2 separate regions of the Homo sapiens genome follow, and region 2 is linked to region 1. A link is an interaction called in ENCODE POLR2A ChIA-PET data of the cell type or tissue named here. Cell type or tissue: Caco-2. All regions are shown on one strand. Links, peaks and the distances in the headings refer to the core of each region. The heading gives the core; the rest is flanking DNA.

What was found. Peaks named below come from ENCODE experiments on the same cell type or tissue, not always from the same donor. Only the 100,000 strongest peaks of a DNase experiment are listed, where the experiment ranks them.
Region 2: POLR2A ChIA-PET joins it to region 1 with 6 read pairs; 1 of 35 experiments calls an interaction of 5 or more read pairs at or near these places.

What each region holds. Positions count from the first base shown.
Region 1 is chr7:99,873,694-99,881,793 of GRCh38, forward strand. It overlaps OR2AE1 (olfactory receptor family 2 subfamily AE member 1), which reads right to left and starts at 3,340. Exons shown (of 1, transcript NM_001005276.1): 1 at 2,369-3,340. The coding sequence starts at 3,340. The coding sequence ends at 2,369. In Caco-2, for the core only: CTCF peaks have their summits at 3,048 and 3,284; a DNase peak (open chromatin) is centred at 4,289.
Region 2 is chr7:99,425,539-99,431,920 of GRCh38, forward strand. ATP5MF-PTCD1 (ATP5MF-PTCD1 readthrough) reads right to left here. Exons shown (of 9, transcript NM_001198879.2): 5 at 4,050-4,268; 6 at 3,565-3,666; 7 at 1-78. It overlaps PTCD1 (pentatricopeptide repeat domain 1), which reads right to left. Exons shown (of 8, transcript NM_015545.4): 4 at 4,050-4,268; 5 at 3,565-3,666; 6 at 1-78. Among named protein-coding and RNA genes, the nearest start is that of PTCD1, 10 kb to the right of the region's middle. RefSeq lists an enhancer at 4,316-4,912. In Caco-2, for the core only: no CTCF peak of the experiment used is centred there; a DNase peak (open chromatin) is centred at 2,435.

The sequences.
Region 1 (8,100 bases), core at 1,645-6,644:
TATTCCTCCCCTCTCCCCCCACCCCACAACAGGCCCTGGTGTGTGATGTTCCCCTTCCTGTGTCCAGGTGTTCTCACTGTTCAATTCCCACCTATGAGTGAGAACATGCGGTGTTTGGTTTTCTGTCCTTACAATAGTTTGCTGAGAATGATGGTTTCCAGCTTCATCCAAGTCCCTACAAAGGACATGAACTCATCATTTTTTATGGCTGCATTGTATTCTGTGTATATGGGCCACATTTTCTTAATCCAGTCTATCATTGTTGGACATTTGGGTTGGTTCCAAGTCTTTGCTATTGTGAATAGTGCTGCAATAAACATACGTGTGCACGTGTCTTTACAGCAGCATGATTTATAATCCTTTGGGTATATACCCAGTAATGGGATGGCTGGGTCAAATGGTATTTCTAGTTCTAGATCCCTGAGGAATCGCCACACTGACTTCCACAATGGTTGAACTAGTTTACAGTCCCACCAACAGCATAAAAGTATTCCTATTTCTCCACATCCTCTCCAGCACCTGTGGTTTCCTGACTTTTTAATGATCGCCATTCTAACTGGTGTGAGATGGTATCTCAATGTGGTTTTGATTTGCATTTCTCTGATGGCCAGTGATGATGAAAATGTTTTAAGAAAGTTTATGAATTTGTGTTGGGCCACATTCAAAGCCTTCCCAGGCCACATATGGTCTGCAGTACATGGGTTGAATGAGCTTGGTTTAGACTTTCCGGGATTGAGGAGAAGTTTCTTTTTAAGATGACAATCATAAAGGTATGTCTGTAGGCTGAGGTACTGATCAAGTAGACTGGGAAAATTTATAACGCAGAAGAGAGAAGAATAATTTCAAGAGCAAGATTATAAGAGATCCTTGCAGATCAGATGGTTATGATGACCTGTGTTAGTCCTCCCCCATATTGCTAAACCCAAATAATCTTGTCTCCATTGGATGAATTCTACTACTGGCCTCTTCTTGGACTTATTCTGTGGACAATTTGGCAGTAAATGGATATGTGAGTAATAGTCTCCAAATCTGGTTCTTTAGTGCTCCCACTGATTCTGACATCTTCCCATCATGCCTTCAATAAGGCTTTTTTCTGCTTGTTTCATTCAGAGTCCATTTCTGTTGCTTGGAACCAATACCCATAACTAACACAAAATCTCAGGTCACCCTATTTTTTTTTTCATTAAACACATAAGATTACTGAGGCCTTGAGAGGTTAAGTAACTTACCACTGTTATCAAGTGGCAGACTCTCCTCCAGATCATTCTGATTCCAAATCACAAGGCTAGGAACCCTCAAAGAACAGAAAGGTATTTTCAGCCTGTGAAATAATAAAAGTTAATATGCCTACCTGCTATGGCAAGTCCAACGTAGACCAAGGAAAAGCACAAGCAGATGTGTAAAAAATCTTAAGTTTCACAATGCAATTCCAAACATCTAGTCTACCACCTGGATCATACTAGGCACTCAACAAAGATTTGTTAAACACAACATGGATTACAAGAATTATGTTATATATTATTATGTATGTATACAAAATGTATTATTCTTTCCCTTATGAATTCTTACACACTGTGATTCATGGAACACTAAGGGTCTAAGAATATAACTTTTAGGGCCAGGTGCAGTAGCTCACGTCTGTAATCTCAGAACTTTGGGAGGCCAAGGTGGGCAGATCACCTGAGGTCAGGGGTTGAAGACCAGCCTGACCAACATGGTGAAACCCCGTCTCTACTAAAAATACAAAAATTAGCCAGGCATGGTGGCACGCGCCTGTAATCCCAGCTACTCTGTAATACTCAGCTACTCCTGGCTGAGGCAGGAGAATCACTTGAACCTGGGAGGCGGAGGTTGCAGTGAGCCAAGATCGTGCCACTGCACTCCAGCCTAGGTGACAGAGAGAGACTCCGTCACAAAAAAAAAAAAGAATACAACTTTTATATCATGCATCCTCCCTTTCAAACAGCCATCATTCACCATTTACTTCCCATGCTTCCAAAAGTAAGCAACACACTCCAATTTTAAACTCCATAAATACTCTCTGGTGGCATGTTTTATATATTTTTGTTAATAAAAATAATAATAGATAAGGGCCCTTATATCTTTATCTTGCCTTCTTTTTTTCAGGGTGTCAGTGACCTTTATATGTCTTCTTTCAAAGGGACTTTTTAAAAAGTTTTCCCTAATTCTCTAAAGATCTACTCAAATGTTCTCCACAGTGCTTGGATACCTGACACCAAGCTGGAATACTGGAATTGTGTGTTAAATGTGTTTTTCTTCCAGTAGTAAAACAGCATAAGGAAGCTATCTCCCTGAAAAACTTTAGAGGTTTATATGAATTAATTTAAGGAGCTTATCCTATTCCACTCTACACTCGGGGCAACCACAATTGCAGTCGTTGAATGCACTGGGTGATAACATCTCTCCTCAGCACTCTTCTCAGAGCCTTAGCTACATCTTTATTCCGGAGAGTATAAATCAGAGAATTCAATGTGGGCGTAATGATGCTGTAGAACACAGAACCAACTTTGTTCTGCAATAGAGTGCACTGGGACCTGGGTCTCATGTAGGAGAAGATGCAGGCACCAAACCAAAGAGAAACCACCGTGAGGTGGGAGCCACAAGTGGCAAAGGCATTTCTCTTGCTCCCAGATGAGCGCATCTGAATGACACTTTGAAGGATGAAGACATAGGATGTAGAAATCAGGAAGATGGGGAGGAGGAGGAGAATGCTGCTGATGTACACTGTGGTCTCATACACAGTGATGTCGCCACATACCAACTTCACAACAGCTGGGAACTCACAGTAGAAGTGGTAGACTTTCCGAGGCCCACAGAAAGGGAAGTGCATCAAGATCGCCATGTGAATTAGGGAGTTCACGGATGCCCCCAACCATGACATGACAGCCATCATCAGTCCCACCTTCTTGTTCATGAGCACAGCATAGCGCAGTGGATGACAGATGGCAACATAGCGGTCATAGGACATGACAGCTAAGAGAAAACATTCAGCACCACCTAGACACAAATAGAGGAAGTGCTGGGTTGCACAGCCCACAAAGGAGATAGATTTCTTGCCAGATAGGTAGTTGGTAGCCATCTTCAGGATGATTGTGGAGACATGCATCAGATCCATGAGGGAGAGCTGGCTGAGCAGGAAATACATTGGTGTATGAAGCTGGGGATCAATGCAGATGAGGAGAATGGTGAGGGTGTTGCCACTCACCGCAATAAGGAAGACCACCATGGTCAAGGAGAAAAGGAAAAGGTGGGTAAGGGAGTCATCGAAGAGCCCCTCAAGGATGAAGTCTGCCAGAGAGGTCTGATTCTTCTGCCACATTGTCCCCTTTCTCAATCCCTGAGGAAACAGAGAGTGGAGATAAAGAGTGTGACTGGAAATACTGGGGTCCAGTATACCCAAGGAAAAGCACCTTTTGATAGAGGACAGAACCTGTGAAAAAAATTTCCGTTTCTAATTATTCAACCTCTCTAATTATTCAAATAACCTTTTTTTAAAAGAGAGCTTAGAAATCTGCCTTCACAAACATAATCACTCTGAAATTTCAGAATATCTGGACTCTATTATCAAACTTCAAGTCTCTTCTCGTTAAGAAAGATATATATGTGTGTGTGTGTGTGTGTGTATGTATATGTATGTGTGTATATATTTATTCCCCATTTACTTCCTAGGCTTCCAAAACACACATATGTATACACACACACACACACACACACATTTGTCTTTCTTAATGAGAAGAGACTTGAAGTTTGATACTTAATGGAGTCTAGATATTCTGAGATTTCAGAGTGATCATGTTTGTGAAGGCAGATTTTTAAGCTCTCTCTCTCTATACAGACACACACAGAGAGACAGTTTGGAGAAAAGCTTGGGGGCGTTGCTTATTTTATCAGTGAGGATTTTACTAGAAAAGCTATAACACTAAGAGATTTCTCTTATACAATTGTGGAAGCTGGTTAGGCAATCTATGCGTGGCTGTTACCTTTGTGTCTGATGCTGGAACTTTAATTCCAGAGGGCAAGTAGTCAGGAAAAAAAAAATGGATATAAAGAGTGGCAGATCAAAGTCATGCTGGAACCCACAAGCATGAGCTGCAATCCCACAAAGGCAGACTGAAACCCATGTCAGTTCTTGTTGTCTCTGAAATTGGCGGTGTGGATATCCTGCAGAAGCTGGGGCGCCTCTTTTTTTTTTTTTTTTTTTTTTTGAGTTGGAGTCTTGCTCTGTCGCCCAGGCTGGAATGCTGTGGCCCGATCTCGTCTCACTGCAAGCTCCGCCTCCCGGGTTCATGCCATTCTCTTGCCTCAGCCTCCGTAGTAGCTGGGACTACAGGCGCCTGCCACCACACCCGGCTAATTTTTTGTATTTTTAGTAGAGACGGGGATTTCACCGTGTTCGACAGGATGGTCTCCATCTCCTGACCTCGTGATCCCCCCGCCTCGGCCTCCCAAAGTGCTGGGATTACAGGCGTGAACCACCGCACCCGGCCGCTGGGGCGCTTCTTAATGGCCAGATTAAAAATGCACACACCTGGCCGGGCGCGGCGGCTCACGCCTGTAATCCCAGCACTTTGGGAGGCCGAGGCAGGTGGATCACGAGGTCAGGAGATGGAGACCATCCTGGCTAACACGGTGAAACCCCGTCTCTACTAAAAATACAAAAAATTTGCCGGGCGTGGTGGCGGGCGCCTGTAGTCCCAGCTACTCGGGAGGCTGAGGCAAGAGAATGGTGTGAACCCAGGAAGCGGAGCTTGCAGTGAGTGGAGATCGCATCACTGCACTCCAGCCTGGGCAACAGAGCGAGACTCCGTCTTAAAAAAAAAAATAAAAAAAAAAAAATAAAAAAAAAAAAGAATGCACACACCTGACCCAGAAGTCAGAAAAACTAAAGGAGAATCCAAGGGAAGGCCTTTTGAAGACCATCTGGTTGGCAACACGTTTTGGTGCTGGGGCAGTGTCCTCTAGGATGTGAAATATACTCTAAATCTGCATCCAATTTATGCTGCTCTTCCTCCCATAGCAAGATTCATGGAACCAGAAATCACCAGGTAGAAGAGAGAATGAGTCCTCTCACTATAGCCCCCATAACTGTGACCCACCAGCACAATTTTAGTTTTCTATCCCTTCACTTTTAGCTTTTGCTGTTTTAGAGGTCTTAGTTCCAAAGGGAGAAATTCTTCTACCAGGTGTCACAACAATAATCCCATTTTCTGATAGTTAAGACTGCCACCATGCCACTTGGGGCTCCTCATAGAACTGAATCAATAGGCAAATAAGGTTACTCTATTGGCTAGTAAGACTGATTCTGACTAGCAATGGGAAATTCAGTCACTACTATACAGTGAGGATATGGAGAATTATGTCTGCAGTCAGATTTTCTAGGGTGTACTCTCATGTCTCATGATGTAAGCCAATAGAAAACTACAACCCAATTCAGACAAGACTGCTAGTGGCCCAGATGCTTCAGGAATAAAGGTTTGGGTTACCCCACCAGGCAAAGAGTCATGAATAACTGTAGACAAAGAGAATTGGAATGGGTAGTGAAAGCAAGTCGTTATAAATACCAGCCAAAAACCATGTGAGCAGCTACAGAAACAAAAACTGTAATAGTTATGGGCATTTATTCTGTGTGTGTGTGTATGTGTACTGAATATTTGTTTTCTTCTCCTCTGTCATCCCCCGTATCTAACATAAGATGTATTAATAATTGTTAATTTCAGGCAGGGGACAGTGGCTCAGGTCTGTAATCCCAGCACTTTGGGAGGCCAAGGCAGGCAGATCACCTGAGGTCAGGACTTTGAGACCAGCCTGGCCAACATAGTGAAACCCTGTCTCTACTAAAAATACAAAAATTAGCCAGGCTTGGTGGCACATACCTGTAATTGCAGCTACTCGAGGGGCTGAGGCATTAGAATCCCTTGAACCCGGGAGGTGGAGTTTGCAGTGAGCCAAGATTGTGCCACTGCACTCTAGCCTGGGCGACAGGGCAAGACTCTGTCTCAAAAAAAAAAAGTAATCTTAATTGATTCCTCAAATATCCACCCTATTCTTTTTTGTGTTTTTTCTCCTAAATGTCTTTCTAGACCTTCATGCGGTGACGATTATCTATTTACTTCTTAAAGCAAAGAACTCAGAACTGAATGCATTCTCCCAAGCATTTGATCAGTAAGAAAGAGGTCACATCTGGCCGGGCGCGGTCGCTCATGCCTGTAATCCTGGCACTTTGGGAGGCCACGACAAGTGGATCACCTGAGGTCAGGAGTTCGAGACCAGCCTGACCAACATGTAGAAACCCCGTCTCTACTGAAAATACAAAATTAGCCGGGCGTGGTGGCGCATGCCTGTAATCCCAGCTACTCCAGAGGCTGAGGCAGGAGAATCGCTAGAACCCAGGAGGCAGATGATGCAGTGAGCCGAGATCACACCATTGCACTCCACCTTGAGCAACAAGAGCAAAATTCTGTCTCAAAAAAAAAAAAAAAAGTCACATCTATTACTGTCTCTCTCCTAATGCAGTCTACAGTCTCATCTTTCTGGCTGTCACTTCACACTGTTATTTCACACTCAGCTTCTGGTGGACTAGAAGCTCAACTTCTCCCATGCTCCTCCTGATCACTCCAACCCATTAGAGATCTCCACACACTTCCCTTTTATTTAAGTATCCATATACTTCTCTATCACTTTCCACATTAGTGTCCATCTTTCTCTACAAATCTCCATGGTGTAAGTTTTTCACCATCTGACCTGTGTCTCTCTTCCTCCCTTCAGCAACTTTGCTAATAATTTCCCATTCTGATTTGTGGCCTTCAAGTGACTTTTTTTTTTCTCTGCCTTCCAAGGAAGCTTTCCTTATGGATTGACTTAAGGGATAAGCTGACAATGCCCTAATTTATAATAAAGGTTTCCTAAATACCTCAAGCCCTAATATTATCTTACCTGTTATTTCCCTGCAGAGACTCGTAGGAAGACAAAGCATAGAAATGAAATGCAGAGGGCAAGAGAGGTCCACACTGACCCACCTGTTGGCTACTGTTGATCAAAACAAGCCTTTTCTGAGGTGCTCACCAGACTTCCTTCCCTAAGCCTGGAAATTTCCATTTACGTTACATTTACTGTGGAACGGCATAGAAGAAATTGCCCCAACGCAGGCATTGTTGTTTGCACTAATTACCCTAATGGCAGAATATCACCAGGACCAATGGGACACATGTGTGTTCATATTGTGAGCTCCATCAACACACATCAGGACAGATTAAGTAACTGAACTTTAGCCTCTACTAGTTGGACCTTTGAATCACACATATGCTTCCTCTGGCTCTATATGTATATTTGAGACAACCCTCCATTCCAATATCGGAGCTTGGGCAATAGGAATTTCCATTAATATTACTTTATTAAGAAGGTAAACTGAATACCAGTTTAATCATGAATGTGCCCAGAGTCAAAAGAAAATCTGTTATGGTTTTCCATTGTTTTGGATCTCTCAAGGCACTCTCTTCTTAGCTTTACACTTCCTTCCCTACTTAATAAAATATGAATTTGGCTGATGCAGTCAGGAAGCACTTTTCTGACTGCATAAATGTCTTCTCAATAGTAATCATGGGGGTTAGAGTAAGAACATTCTTGGTCTGATGTGAGCCAATCATAAGAAAAAACAGACATCATCTGGGAGAAATAAAACATCCCCCTAACCCAGAGGACCTATGTCAGCTGAAGCAAATTGTGGACACTAAATAGAATGGCGTCAGGGATTCCATCCCAGAGGACACATCTTGCATGGCTTCTGGAGACCATTACTCAAGATGTCAATTAGACTGTGCTGTATGCACTGAGATAAGCATCCCCAAAGGGCTTTACTTGGAGTTTGTTCCAAGTGATCAGGAGAATGAGATATTTTGCGGAGTGAGCCTGAAGATAACAGGAGAATATTCTCCTCAGGGGCCAATTAACTGTGGAGATAAAAAATTCTTAGAGTCCCTTGATTGTTTTTCACTTGGGAACCCAGATTTCTGTAACGCCTTTCCACGCAACCCTTTTGAGAAGACAGTCTGAGTAATAATATCTAGTCTCTTTTGCCCACAG
Region 2 (6,382 bases), core at 1-5,000, 450 kb before region 1:
GTCCCGAGCTGCCACCAACAGCAGGTTGTAGCTGTCCCGGCTCGGCTGTAGCCCTAGACTCAGCATCAGCCGCCACACCTGCCACGGAAGAGACAAACGTCAGCTGGGTGCTCCCATTCAGCAGCTGGGCGCAGGGCTCACGCCTGGAATCCCAGCACCTTGGGAGTTTTAGATGGGAGGATCCCTTGAGATCAGGAGTTCGAGACAAGACCGGGCAACATAGCAAGACCCTGCCTCAAAAAAATACGCCAGGCGCGGTGGCTCACGCCTGTAATCCCAACACTTTAGGAAGCTAAGGCAGGCAGACTCCTTGAGATCAGGAGTTCGAGACCAGCCCGACCAACATGGTGAAACCCCATCTCTACTAAAAATACAAAAATTATTGGGTGTGGTATTGCATGCCCACAGTCCCAGCTACTCAGGAGGCTGAAGTGGGAGAATCACTTGAACCCAGAGATCGAGGTTGCAGTGAGCCGTGATCATGCCACAGCACTCCAGCCTGGGTGACAGAGCGAGAGTGTCTCAAAACAACTGTAAAACATTTAAAAAATTGGCCGGGCCTCTCCCTCTCCCTCTCCCTCTCCCCCTCCCTCTCCCCATGGTCTCCCTCTCCCTCTCCCTCTCCCTCTCCCCACGGTCTCCCTCTCCCTCTCCCCACGGTCTCCCTCTCCCTCTTTCCACAGTCTCCCTCTGATGCCCAGCTGAAGCTGGACTGTAACTGCTGCCATCTCGGCTCACTGCAACCTCCCTGCCTGATTCTCCTGCCTCAGCCTGCCGAGTACCTGCGATTGCAGGCGCGCGCCACCACGCCTGACTGGTTTTTGTATTATTTTGGTGGAGACGGGGTTTCGCTGTGTTGGCCAGGCTGGTCTCCAGCTCCTAACCGCGAGTGATCCACCAACCTCGGCCTCCCGAGGTGCCGGGATTGCAGACGGAGTCTCGTTCACTCAGTGCTCAATGGTGCCCAGGCTGGAGTGCAGTGGCGTGATCTCGGCTCGCTACAACCTCCACCTCCCAGCCGCCTGCCTTGGCCTCCCAAAGTGCCAAGACGGCCGCCACCCCGTCTGGGAAGTGAGGAGCGTCTCTGCCTGGCCGCCCATCGTCTGGGATGTGAGGAGCCCCTCTGCCTGGCTGCCCAGTCTGGAAAGTGAGGAGCGTCTCTGCCCAGCCGCCATCCCATCTAGGAAGTGAGGAGCGCCTCTTCCCGGCCGCCATCCCATCTAGGAAGTGAGGAGCATCTCTGCCCGGCCGCCCATCGTCTGAGATGTGGGGAGCGCCTCTGCCCCGCCGCCCCGTCTGGGATGTGAGGAGCGCCTCTGCCCGGCCGCGACCCCGTCTGGGAGGTGAGGAGCGTCTCTGCCCGGCCGCCCCGTCTGAGAAATGAGGAGACCCTCTGCCTGGCAACCGCCCCATCTGAGAAGTGAGGAGCCCCTCCGCCTGGCAGCCGCCCCGTCTGAGAAGTGAGGAGCCCCTCCGCCCGGGAGTCACCCTGTCTGGGAAGTGAGGAGCGTCTCCGCCCGGCAGCCACCCCGTCCGGGAGGGAGGTGGGGGTCAGCCCCCGCCAGGCCAGCCGCCCCGTCCGGGAGGGAGGTGGGGGTCAGCCCCCCACCCGGCCAGCCGCCCCGTCCGGGAGGGAGGTGGGGGTGGTCAGCCCCCTGCCCGGCCAGCCGCCCCGTCCGGGAGGTGAGGGGCACCTCTGCCCGGCTGCCCCTACTGGGAAGTGAGGAGCCCCTCTGCCCGGCTAGCACCCCGTCCAGGAGGGAGGTGGGGGGGTCAGCCCCCCGCCCGGCCAGCCGCCCCGTCCGGGAGGGAGGTGGGGGGTCAGCCCCCCGCCCGGCCAGCCGCCCCGTCCGGGAGGTGAGGGGCGCCTCTGCCCGGCCGCCCCTACTGGGAAGTGAGGAGCCCCTCTGCCAGGCCAGCCGCCCCGTCCGGGAGGGAGGTGGGGGGGGTCAGCCCCCCGCCCAGCCAGCCGCCCCGTCCGGGAGGTGAGCGGCGCCTCTGCCCGGCCGCCCCTGCTGGGAAGTGAGGAGCCCCTCTGCCCGGCCACCACCCCGTCTGGGAGGTGTGCCCAGCGGCTCATTGAGAACGGGCCATGATGACAGTGGCGGTTTTGTGGAATAGAAAGGGGGGAAAGGTGGGGAAAAGATTGAGAAATCGGATGGTTGCCGTGTCTGTGTAGAAAGAAGTAGACATGGGAGACTTTTCATTTTGTTCTGTACTAAGAAAAATTCTTCTGCCTTGGGATCCTGTTGATCTGTGACCTTACCCCCAACCCTGTGCTCTCTGAAACATGTGCTGTGTCCACTCAGGGTTAAATGGATTAAGGGTGGTGCAAGATGTGCTTTGTTAAACAGATGCTTGAAGGCAGCATGCTCCTTAAGAGTCATCACCACTCCCTAATCTCAAGTACCCAGGGGCACAAACACTGCAGAAGGCCGCAGGGTCGTCTGCCTAGGAAAACCAGAGACCTTTGTTCACTTGTTTATCTGCTGACCTTCCCTCCACTATTGTCCTATGACCCTGCCAAATCTCCCTCTGCAAGAAACACCCAAGAATGATCAATAAAAAAAAAAAAAAAATTGGCCGGGCGCGGTGGCTCACGCCTGTAATACTAGCATTTTGGGAGAGCAAGGCGCCGGATCACGAGGTAGGAGAGCGAGACCATCCAGGCTAACATGGTGAAACTCTGTCTCTACTAAAAATACAAAAACAAAATTAGCTGGGCATGGTGGTGGGCGCCTATAGTCCCAGCTACTCAGGAGGCTGAGACGGGAGAATGGTGTGAACCCAGGAGGTGGAGCTTGCAGTGAGCCGAGATCATGCCACTGTACTCCAGCCTGGGCGACAGAGCAAGACTCCATCTCAAAAAAAAAAAAAAAAAATTAAAAACATTAAAAAGAAAAAGAAAAAAAAAGCTCTCCAGCGGGGAGCTGTGGTTCACACCTGTAATCCCAGCACTTTGGGAGGCCCAGGCGGGCAGATCACATGAGGCCAGGAGTTCAAGACCAGCCTGGTCAACATGGTGAAACCCCGTCTCTACTAAAAATACAAAATTAGCTGGGCGTGGTGGCGGGCGCCTGTAATCTCAACTACTCGGGAGGCTGAGGCAGGAGTATCGCGTGAACCTGGGAGGCGGAGGTTGCAGTGAGCCAAGATCGCTCACTCCAGCCTGGGCAAGAGTGAGACTCCATCTCAAAATAAATGAATGAATGAATGAATGAATGACTCCTGGGTTGCACCTGCAGAAGTGCTAATGGGGGTGTGGGAGGGTTGAACAAGTCCCCAGGTGAGTGTGTGGCAGGCTTTCAAGGAAGGTGAGTTTAGAGGGGCTAAGCCGACTGCAAAGCAGGGTGGGAGGGGCGGGGGCCACCCTCATTCCATCTCCAAGGGCCTCCTCTCCCTGCCATCTGTAGAATGGAGGCTACAGTGGCTGCTGGGTTTTCAGAAAAGAGCACAGATATAAAAATACTCAGCACAGGGCCATCGTGGGTGCTCACAGGATCACCATTTTGCACCTCTGGCACCGGGGAAGCAGGGCAGGAAGGTGGGGTGGGAGGGACATACCTGGAGGGCGTACCGGAAGCCTGTCTTCTTGTCTTGGATGCAGCCCATGAGCAGGAAACTGAAGGTCTCCTCTGTGACCACGTGCCCTTTGTGGATGATTTCCTGGGGGAGGGAACAAAGACGTCCCACTGAGAACCTGCAGCAGGCTGGGCATGGTAGCTCATGTCTGTAATCCTGGCACATTGGGAGGCCAAGGCAGGATGATCACTTGAGGCCAGGAGTTTTGTGACCAGCCTGGGCAACATAGCAAGACCCTGTCTCTAGGAAGCCTTCCCTCGAGTGCACAAAGCAGGACACAGCACACGGTGGCATACACAATCTCCAGTAAGGTCTCATCAGATCCATCTGTGAACCCCAGGGCCCAATACCGGCTGTCTCATCCTCCCTAAGCCTTCCTACATGAGGAGAGACAGACACCACAGCCCTGCCCCTGACACGTGGGACCAGCCCCATGAAGGGGAGCAGGACGGCAGGGGAAGCCCCACCTTGAACACATCGAGGCACATCCTAAGGTCTGCGCACTTGGCAGCCATCTTCAGCAGCGCGTGGTATGTTTTCAAGTTGAGCTCGAAGTTTTTGGCCTGCAGCTGCTGCCGGAGCTTCAGGGCGCTCTGTAGAGCTGAGTCCTTCCAGGGGGACTCGGCACAGACGTTGAACAGGGCCGTGTAGGTGGCGTCCGAGGGCTCCAGGTCCCGCTTTTTCATCTGTGGAGATGGAAGAAGCTCAGTGGTGGCCCGGGATCAGCTGGACGCACAGGTGAGCAGCTGCCCCAGAGGAGGCTGAGGCTGGAGAGGACCCCGTCACTGCATCCACCAGGCCAGGCTCTAAGGCAGAGCCATGGACACATCAGAGCCCAGCTCTCCAAACTCAGACACATTGAAGGGACTCTGAAAACTGAGCCCACACACCCAGATGTACCAAACAGGAGCTACCCTGCCCTGGGCACTTGTCAGCCCACTCCAGGCCTGGGGTCCTGGCAGCAAGGTCTTCCTGATGTCCCCACCTTCAGGCCACCCCGTCAAGGGGAAAGGGCCTGTAGTGCTTACTACCTGAGGGCTCCCGGGCAAGTTAGCACTTCCTCGCGAAAATGGGGATGACACCATCACCTTGAAACCAGGCATGCCTGTGGCAAGTGGGAGGATGCACTGCAGTGCTCTAGGGGTGGCCCCGAACCAGTGGCACAATGCACATTCTCAGGGCCACCTGATCTGGTAAGTCACAAGCCCCGGAGCTGAGTGACACTCAGCTTACTGAGCCTCCAGGGGACTAAGGCATGTGCTCAGGGTTGACAATCCGTGGTGAAGCCTAGCACTCGCTATTGGCCAGAGAAGGGCCATCTGGACAAAGGCAGGCGATAGGCAGCTCAGCGGCAGAAAGAACCCTGCTAGAGTCAGGCCATCTGGGGCTCAAATCCCAGCCCCGGTGCATTCAAGTGGGGTGGCCTTGGACATGTCCCTTCATCTCTCTGTGCCTCAGTTTCCTTATCTGAAAAGCAAAGAGGGCAGTCCCTACTTTGAGGATGATGTAAGCTCTGCGTGTATTGCTGCACTCCACAGAGGTGCACTGACAACTCACTACCTGCCCAGCAGCAGCCCTGGGGTTAGCAGAGCGGGCACAGCCTATCCTTACTGAGCTTACACTCAAGAAGGGAGACACACTGCAGGTGAGTCACCAAAAACAGTAACAAGGCTGGGTGCCGTGGCTCACGCCTATAATCCCAGCACTTTGGAAGGCTGAGGTGGGCAGATCACCTGAGGTCAGGAGTTCGAGACCAGCCTGGCCAACATGGCGAAACCCCGTCTTCTACAAAAAACACAAAAAAATTAGCCAGGCATGGTGGTGGGCGCCTTTAATCCCAGCTACTCGGGAGGCTGAGGCAGGAGAATTGCTTGAACCTGGGAGGTGGAGGTTGCATTGAGCCGAGGTCGCACCACTGCACTCCAGCCAGGGTGACAGAGCCAAAACTCCCGTCTCAAAAAAATAAATAAATAAAATAAAATAAATAAAAACAATAAAAATATTAGTTTTTTTTCTTTTTTTTTGAGATGGAGTCTTACTCTGTCGCCAGGCTAGAGTGCAGTGGCGTGATCTCGGCTCACTACGACCTCCCTCCACTTCCTGGGTTCAAGTGATTCCCTTGCCTCAGCCTCCTGAGTAGCTGGGACTACAGGTACGTGCCACCACGCCCAGCTAAATTTTGTATTTTTAGTAGAGACAGGGTTTCACCATGTTGGCCAGGATGGTCTCAATCTCTTGACCTCGTGATCCGCCCACTTTGGGCTCCCAAAATGGTGGGATTACAGGTGTGAGCCACCGCACCTGGCCAAAAATAATAGTTTTTTAAAATAGATGTAATGGGCTGGGTGCGGTGGCTCACGCCTGTAATTCTAGCACTTTGGGAGGCCAAGGCGGGTGGACCACTTGAGGTCAAGAGACCAGCCTGGCCAACATGGTGAAATGCTGTCTCTACTAAAAATACAAACAAAATGAGCCAGGCATGGTGGCATGTGCGCCTGTAGTCCCAGCTACTCGGGAGGCTGAGGTATGAGAACTGCTCGAGCCCAGGAGGCGGAGGTTCCAGTGAGCCGAGGTCGCACCACTGCACTCCAGCCTGGGCGACAGAGCGAGACTCTGTCTCCAAAAAAAAAGGACTGTAGGAAAAAGAAAGAGAGATCAGACTGTTACTGTGTCTATGTAGAAAGAAGTAGACACAAGAAACTCCATTTTGTTCTGTACTAAGAGAAATTCTTCTGCCTTGAGATGCTGTTAAACTGTAACCCTAGCCCCAACCCTGTGCTTGCAGAGACATGAGCTGTGT